Linked DNA regions of Homo sapiens: region 2 is linked to region 1. A link is a contact called in ENCODE Hi-C or POLR2A ChIA-PET data. All regions are on one chromosome and are shown on one strand. The core of a region is the stretch at or near the end of the contact, and the rest is flanking DNA. Distances in the headings are between cores, read along the strand shown. Region 1 holds the start of LINC00523 (long intergenic non-protein coding RNA 523). Region 2 holds the start of MEG3 (maternally expressed 3).

Region 1 (4,186 bases), core at 1,622-4,121:
GGAGTGAACCTGGTCCCGCTGCCTGCTCCACACCTTGTACATCTTTGTCTCAGGTCTCGAGGGACAGGATTGAGGTGGCCCTGTCCCTTCTGTCCCCTCCATCCCCAATGACAACTGATGGGTTCCAGGTTTTCTGTTTCCCTTTAGCAGGAAAATGGAGCCCAGAGATTTGGTCTGGCTTCCCACGTGAAAAGTCCACCTGCTACTTGGCCGGTGTAGGTGTGGGCTGACCAGGTGCCTCCTGGCCTCTGGGGCCTCCTTTCTGGCACAGTAGAGCCGGGGTGGAGGGCGGCCCCACGGGGACAAGGCTTGGCAGAGCCAGAGGTGAAGTGGCCGGCATGGCAGCTATCCACAGCTGGGCCCAGGCCTGCCCCAGTGGTAGACACAGGGGCCCAGCTCAGGCCCCATAAGGAGGAAACTAGAAACAATTTTCCTCACCTCGCACAAATCCCATCCCAAATTCCCACCCACCAGCTTAGAGGGAGCGGAGGCCTGAGCTCATCTTCTCACGTGGAGCTCGGGCATGGTGCTGGGGCCCCAAGGCCCCGGAATCCCTGTCTGGGCCTCTGATCCCTGTCTTCAGAAGGTGGCGAGCCACCCTTCCGGCCTTAGGCCTGCTGACATGGGACCCAGTGTCTGTTTGTCCAAGTTCAAGGATTATGAAATGTGGGTTATTGCCCTGCTCTGCTGATACTGGCTCTGTGGGGCCTCCATCCCAACCCCCTGATCGCAGAAGCCCCAAGCTTTCTGGAGACGCTTGGCCTCGTTTTATTCTCCCAAGAAGACCCTGCGGTGGGCAGAGCAAGACTTTTAGCCCCATCTCCCTAGCGGGAGAACTGAGGAGTCACGGCAGTGCCCTGGCCCCAGCTAGCAGAAGTCTGGCAAGCTCCAGGGATTTCGAATCCTCTTGGGAATTCTCGCAGGAGCCAGTCCCCTTTTTGCCAAGTGACTCCCACACAGACCCATCAAACTTTGCAGGTCCCCATGGGGGAGCAAACTTTGCAGGTCCCCTGCAACTGGACGGGGACAGCCCTGAGTGGTGAAGCGGGGCTCTGTGGCATATCCCCCGGCAAGGAGCCCCCCTGGCCACACCCACTGTCCAGGGATGCTGCCCCCAGCCAGACCCTCAGCCTCCTAGTCCTGGACCGAGACAGGGTGGGCTCGGGCCACACATGAGACCTCCCGTATATGTCCTGGGCTAGCACAACTGCTGGGTTGGCCAGCACTGGGCTAGGTCTGACCCCAAGATGGAATAAACAAAGGAAAATCCATGACAACTGGACTTAGCTCAGGGTGGGCCCTGCCCTGACATCCTCTCATCCCGCAGAGCTGCCCACACACTCAGGGGCATGGAGGAGCCACAGGCTGGCCAGGGGCCCAGCACCCTGGAGGACACAGAGAGGCACGGAAGTCACCTGGGCTGGAGGGGAGGAGTCAAGGCAGCCCTCCCAGGGACAAGGCCCTTCCGGCTGCAGCTGCAGAGAGGGAGGGAGGAGGAGGAGCAGGTCTGCCCTCTGTTCTGACACCAGGGGCCTTCTGGAGCTCCCCCAATGCTGCTCTCCCCATGCTCCTCCTCCCCTCCATGGCCTAGCCACCTCCCCTTTGCCCTCCTGGCTGCAGCCTCTGCTCCCCTCCCCATCCCACTTGCCTGAGCCAGCGCCACCTGGCCACATCCTGTATCTGCCCTCACTGCCACTCCCCAGGGCCCCTAGTAGCCCCCTGCTGTCCACAGGGACAGTCCCACCCCTCCCCACCGGGAACAGAGCCCAGCACCATGTGGCCCCTCAGGCTGTCCAGCTCCAGGACTCCTGTCCTGGCCACACCCTGCACTGTGGCCCCAGGTGCTTGGGGGCGTTCCCTGCACCTCCAAGCTTTAGCCACAGGTGCATCCTCCTGCTGGAAGGTTCTCCCTCCCCTCCCCACCTACTGTTCTTGCCCCAAGACTGGTCTTCATAGCCCGTCTCTGGGGCCTCTCCCCATTCCCTGGCTCATCCACAGTGAACCCCTCCTGGCTTGTCCAGACCCCACCTCACCTGGACCACAGCTTGTCACAGTTGGCCTGCATGCCAGACAGTGGCTCCTCGGGGCAATGACAGCATCTTTCTTTTCTTGAGCTTCTCTGAGGCCAGCCCAAGACACAGTTCAACCCGTGTTTGTTGAATGAATAAATGACCTACAATGGGGCCTTACCCTTTCACACCCAGGACAAAGTCATTTGCTCCCTCCAGGTTTACTTTGCTTTACTTTGCTAAACCACCACGCTTGCTCTCCTCTGCTTCACTCTTGCCTCCCACTGCCCACACCGAGTGTCCACCTTAAAGGGAACCCCAGAGCCAATGAGGGAGGCATGAAATCCTGACTTCCGACTCCTCCCCACCTGAGCTCCTCCCACTGGAACCTCCTGATGGGGCAGAAGGTTCAGGCTCACCTGAGCTGGGACCTGCCTGTGCTCCTAAGGGCATGGCCTTTCCGGCAGTTGGCTCCAAGTCACTTTGGAGAGACATTAGCATCCAGGCTCCTCTGACCCTCGAACGGGAGTTGCTTTTTGCGCCTCCCGGCAGGGAGCCCCCAGTGTCCTTGTCTTCTGGTGTCACCTGCTTCACAGCACGTCTCCCAAAATGCTTCAGAGCATTTCCATTTTTCCACGAAAGAAATGACCCGTTTCCTGGGCTCCTTTCTCCTCTGTGCCTCTGTGGCAGAGAGAGCTGCCTTTGTCGTAAAATAATTTCGGGCGCTTGCCTCTCTCTCACGCACAACTGTTCAAGGCTCTTTCCTCCGACTGACTTTCATGTCGCAAAACTCTATTAAGCTTTCATCTGCCTGGGGGAGCCGTGCCTTGAGGAACCAGGGAAGGGAAGGAGTGCTCCGGACAGTGCGCAGGGGATATGTAAATGGGTGCAGAACCCAGAGCCTGCCTCTGCCCTCCAGTCCACCCACCCGTCTCCAAGCGAGAACCGCCCTGCCTCGCGCTCCCCCGCCTGTTCTGGAAAGGGCGGTGTGAGGCAGGCAGGGCAGAGCCACCCTGAAATCCTCATCTGGATTTTTTGTTCATTCCAGTGGCAAAGAAGCTCACTCCCAGGAAACCGGGTGCATTCGAGGAAGGTGCTTTGGTGGAAAGAGCACTGGGGCAGGAGTCCAGGCCTGGGTTCGAGTGACAGCGGGTGCTGATTCCTCAGGGTTTCCACACTTCCTGGCAGGGAGGGCCTGGCTGCGTTGCCGTCTCTAATATTTGCCTAATATAGAATGGACCACTTGCTGGGACTCCACACATGTCTGAATATCCACCGCCGCAGGATTTTGTATTCCTTCTCTCTAAGAGGAACCCCCTAACTGTGTATGCTGAGATGCCACCAGGCTGGACGTCCCCATCAGAGCTGCCACATCTCCCTGCCGTGTGGCCCTGGGTGAGCCACCTTCTCTGTGTGCCTCAGTCTCCCAACTGTGTTTCCTCAGTGTTGTGAGGACTGAGTTCCATCGCAAACCACTCTCGCATGTGCCAATGGAGTGTTATGGTTTCCAAATACATGCACCCATCATGGGCTCTAATTCCCACCAAAAAAAAAAAAAAAAGCTCTGAGGTTTTCACCAGTGAGCCAGCTGATAGCAGCCAAACCAGAGCTGGGTTCAGGGTAACCAGCCTCCAACCATTTCAAAGCAGCCTTCGGACCTAACTTTCCATTTCCTCTGGGCAGCTGCTGTCCTCCAAGACTCCAGCTGGGGAAGAGAACAGCCCCATCTTCTTTCTCCACCTCTCAGCCGTGAGCTGGCTGTTCACAAATCACTCACTCTTCATTCTCACAGCAACCCTCACCAAAGCCCCGTGTCACAGATGAGGAAACTGAGGCTCCACAGCAGGAACCCGCTTTCCCAAGGCCCCATCTGTCTCCCGGTGAGCTCCTTCCCAGTGACATAGCACATGCTCTGTCTGTGCAAGTCCTGAAGCCACCACCTGTTTTACCTGACTGGAGGCTATCCTGCAGCAGGACACAGAGGGCTGGGCTGGGCTGCCTGATTCCGTTTCTGTGCTTCTGTCTCCTCTTTGCCCAGTGCTGCCAGCCAACATCCAGCTGCCCAGGGAAACTGCAGCCCCAGCAAGATGGGCCACCCTGGGCCACCCCCTGAACTTCCAGAGCCATCGGCTCTGCCCATCTGTGCCCATCTGTCTCACCTGTAACCCTAATGGCAG
Region 2 (3,829 bases), core at 133-2,632, 170 kb before region 1:
CACGGCGCAAAGGCCGACCCCGGCCTCTGCGGCCACTCCGCAGTGAATCCGGGGGGTCTCAAAACTGTTCCCTCTTGGGTAAACGAATCCAGGATCCTCCAGTAGATCCCGCGCCCGACCCCCTCCATCAGGAGAACAAAGGCCACCTCCCCTCCCCACCCCGCCCCCCAAAATTCCGCAGTGCCGCCAGCGCCCTCTCGCGGCCAGCCAGGAAACCTTCCAGAAACCTGCCACGTAGCCACCCGCCTGCGCCCCCACCAGGCCCGCCGGCCCAGGGTGGGAGGGGGCGGCCTGGGGGGGCTTGACTCTGACAAAGGAAATGGCAAAAGGCGATTTGACCAAAAGTCCAAGACTGCAACATGTCAGGATTTTCGAGCGACCACCACGCAACGCTCTGAAGACCCCCGCGGCACCCCATCCCCAGCTCCCAGCGTCCAGACCCCAGCAACACACCCCCTTTTCTGCATTTCTCTCCTCCCTCTTCCCAGACCCAAGGACACGGCCTTCTCTCCTCCCCAACCCACCCCCTGCATCTATTCTCCCAGTGCCCCCAATCCCACGACCCCCCTTCGGCAAGGACTGATCCTAGGGGGCTACTGGCAGGTTTGCACTTGGGCGCCATCTCTCTCCACTGTGAAAGTGGCTGATCAGGGCAGAACCAGATGATATCGGGTAGAAATTTTACTCCACATTTTGCCTGGGGTCCACACTGCACTAAACCTGTGTATTTGGATTCGGAAAACCTCGCGAAGAGGAACCTCCACTCCTCCCGCCCACGATCCACCAAAAACCTGGCCAACAGCTGGCGAGGCAAATATGCCCGGGAGACCCTTCTATTCGGGTGCTTCCCCCCCTAATTCATGGGGCACGCAGAAGGCATCGCCGCCATATCTCCCACTATTAACGCGATTCTAGAGGCGGCTTCTAATACAGGAAATCCGGGGTTCGCCCCCCAGTGACTGCCGTATACCCGAATCCAAGAGGAGTTCCATCTGATTCCTCCCGCTCCTCTGAACTGAAGTCCCTACCACCCAGCCCACCCTTAAGGACTGGACCCTCCAGAGAGGAGCCCTGACTTCCCCCCAGGGAAATGTGCCTCAAGATTTTCTTTCTGACAAATTTTGTTGCGGACGCTCGGGGACCAGGCGAAGTGGCCGCCTCCAGCAGCAGGACCCAGGATCAGGCAGGCTCTCGGCATGTCCAGGAGGACAGAGCCCATCCCAGAAGCGGATGCCGTCTTCCTTTTGCACATCCTTTGCGGCAAGGATGGCCAACCACTCACCGGGTGAGGGATCCTCTCGTGGGCGCCCCAGCTCTCCTGAGGAGCCGCCGCCAAGGCCAGCGAGCCAAGGCGCGCTCCCTCTCTGCTCTCCGCCGTCTGCGCTAGGGGCTGGCTGGGTGGGGTTTATATGGAGGCGCAGAAGGGGTGGTCTCTGACGTCAGCGCATTCTGCTGCAATGCGCTCATTTCTCTAAAAGTGATTGGCCGGAAAAATGAGCCCCCCAGATTCTATGACAAATTGCTCTAGCCGCACCCAGATTGCAGCAAAGAAGGGAGGAAAAAATTCTGCCGCAGTGCCCCTGGCCGCCATGACCAACACCCTGTGGTCGCGGGTGCTTTTTCCCTGCGTGAGCCCGGCTCGCCAGGCAGGGTGAATTCAGGCACAATGTGTGGGGGGAATCGCCCCGATGGCTGGCCGTCCTCAGGCGGCCGATGGCCAAGGTGGGGCTGTCGGGGCGCAGATCCCACACCTGGCGGTTTCGGAACATCCATCGGAGGATGCGGGCTTAGCGAAAGAAAATCATGCTTTCTCTTATTGTTCAGGAAAATAAAATGCCCGGGCGACATAACTGGTTCCCAGATGTAAGCCAGAGGCTGTCACCCCCTCCCAGCCCACCCGTGCGTTTCTGACTGGTTCTCTTTGACATGGGAGACAGAGCTCCGCGTCTCCGAGTCAGAAAACCCTGGCTGTGGAGTCCCGGGCTCTGCCGCTTACAACTCATGTTCGCGGAACCCGCTATGCCCCTTCCTCTTCCACTGGGTCCGCTTCCTCCACCTTAACCAGGGGTACCCCCCACCACACACACCAGGGTTGTAATAAGAATCCAGACAGGAGCCGTGCCCTCTAAGGAAAGTACTTTTAGAGGGCGGACTGTGTCCCATGTGGAGATGCCTGAGCTACCCCTCAAAGTTGGGGTGATCCCCACACACATGCCCTTTGAAAGAGCCCCAGCGCCCCGAAAAACAGGCAGCGACACATGTTGCGCCGAGCCCTGCCGCGGCCTCGGCTCCGGAGCTGGCACATGGGAGTTAATCCCTAACAGGTGGGAGCCCTCGGCAGCTCTGCCCGGCTCTGAGTGGCAGAGCGTGCAGGGCCGTCAATCAAATGTCCTCTCGCAAAGGTCAAAATGCTGTTGAAAGGGACCGAGGATCTATCTTAGGGTGACAGGTGGGTGGCAGCCAGGAGGACAAGGATGGAGTGCTCGGTGACAGAAAGCAGGTGAGGATGAGCAAGGGGCCCCAAAGAGGACAGCAGAGAGGCCCCGCCGAGGGCATCAAGTCAGAATCGCTCCCCCGCACTTCTTTGGGGGGTTTAAGCGGCGTCAGAGGGAGCCCCCCATGCCCAACGATCCCACAAGGTGACTGTAAAGCAGACGGGAGATTCCAGGGCTGAAAAGAAGGGAGAAAGGCTATTTCTACGTCCACAGCTAATGACTAGGGAGGTGAACATTGACCGTCAGGTCACTAGAGGCGCCGAGCCTTGGGACGGCGTGTGGGGGGCTCGTTTTTTCATAAACAGGCGCACTGTTGGGGAGATAGAGACGTGGGACGTTGGGGTCCTCATGGGGCGCTGCTTTAATATGTCAGGTAACACGAAGGAGAAAGAAAACACCCCCTTTACAGCCTGTGGAGCTTGCCAGGAGCCCCAGGGACTAGAGCCCCGGAAGCAGGCCTTGCACAGCAGAAACGCCCGCACCAGCCACAGACGTCAAGAACGCTTCAAAAAATCATGGCTCCGAGCACCCGCGTCAACAGGAGAACGTTTATTAGCCACAGTATTAATAGCTAGGAAACAGCCAGAGCTGGCCGGGGCCAATCAGCAACCAGGAGCCCCTGTCGTCAGGCCCCCACGGCCAATCAGACGCCGGCAGGCCCGGTTGCTAGCCTCTCGGGGGCAGAGGCGAGGGGCACGCATTGACAAGGGGCTCGCATTCACCCGCCGCGCGTGGGAACTGTGGTGGCCGCCAGAGAGCATCCGCAGCCACGCACCCGGGGGCCCGGGAGGCTGTCGTAGACACAGTGCCAGCCCGCGTCAGCCCTGCAGCCCCACAAGGGCATGAGTTGACGTTCCGGTGGGAGCCCCAGGCCTCAGGTGGGATGCTCCTGGAGCCCCTAGAAGGAGAAACTTCCAGACACCTAATGTCCAGTCTCTCCTGTCAGGGCCTGGCGCCCCTGCGGGAAGTTGAGCCTCCCAGTGAGAAGCCAGCCTCTGCCCTATTCTGGGCCCCCTGGCTCTTGAGCCTGCTCCTTCGAGGTTCACAGTAAACCCCACTCTCCTATTTCAGGGCCTTACTGACAGCCCAAGGAAAAAGACCGTGGAAATTACGGGTTTCCTACAAAGCACCACGGGTTTGAATCCCGGCTCTGCTCCCTCCGCGCTGGGAGGCTGAGGTCCAGGCCCTCCCTCTCTGTGGGCCCCTACTTCCTCATCTGGAAAAAGGAAAGACTTGGACAAGATGGTCCCTAAGGAGCCTTCCAGTCCTACTTTGCTTGATTTGAATGTATACATCAGGCGAGTCAAATGTCTTCCAGAACATTCTGCATGACA

Evidence for each region. Hi-C counts contacts between places; a loop is a spot of excess contacts on that map. ChIA-PET counts read pairs that join two places held with the same protein, here RNA polymerase II (POLR2A). Pooled maps may share reads with other maps.
Region 2: a loop to region 1 is called in a pooled map, with 6 times the contacts of the local background. The contact joins the promoter of MEG3 here to the promoter of LINC00523 in region 1. A Hi-C loop is called at or near these places in 28 of 168 maps with a recorded cell type or tissue (HepG2, IMR-90, Panc1 and 15 more) and 25 of 50 pooled maps. POLR2A ChIA-PET finds 5 or more read pairs at or near these places in 3 of 52 experiments (AG04450, HepG2 and endothelial cell of umbilical vein).

Annotation. Positions count from the first base shown.
Region 1 is chr14:100,655,953-100,660,138 of GRCh38, reverse strand. It overlaps LINC00523 (long intergenic non-protein coding RNA 523), which reads right to left and starts at 2,871. Exons shown (of 2, transcript NR_024096.1): 1 at 2,429-2,871.
Region 2 is chr14:100,823,671-100,827,499 of GRCh38, reverse strand. MEG3 (maternally expressed 3) reads right to left here and starts at 1,382. Exons shown (of 10, transcript NR_190993.1): 1 at 1,283-1,382. RefSeq lists an enhancer at 3,082-3,782.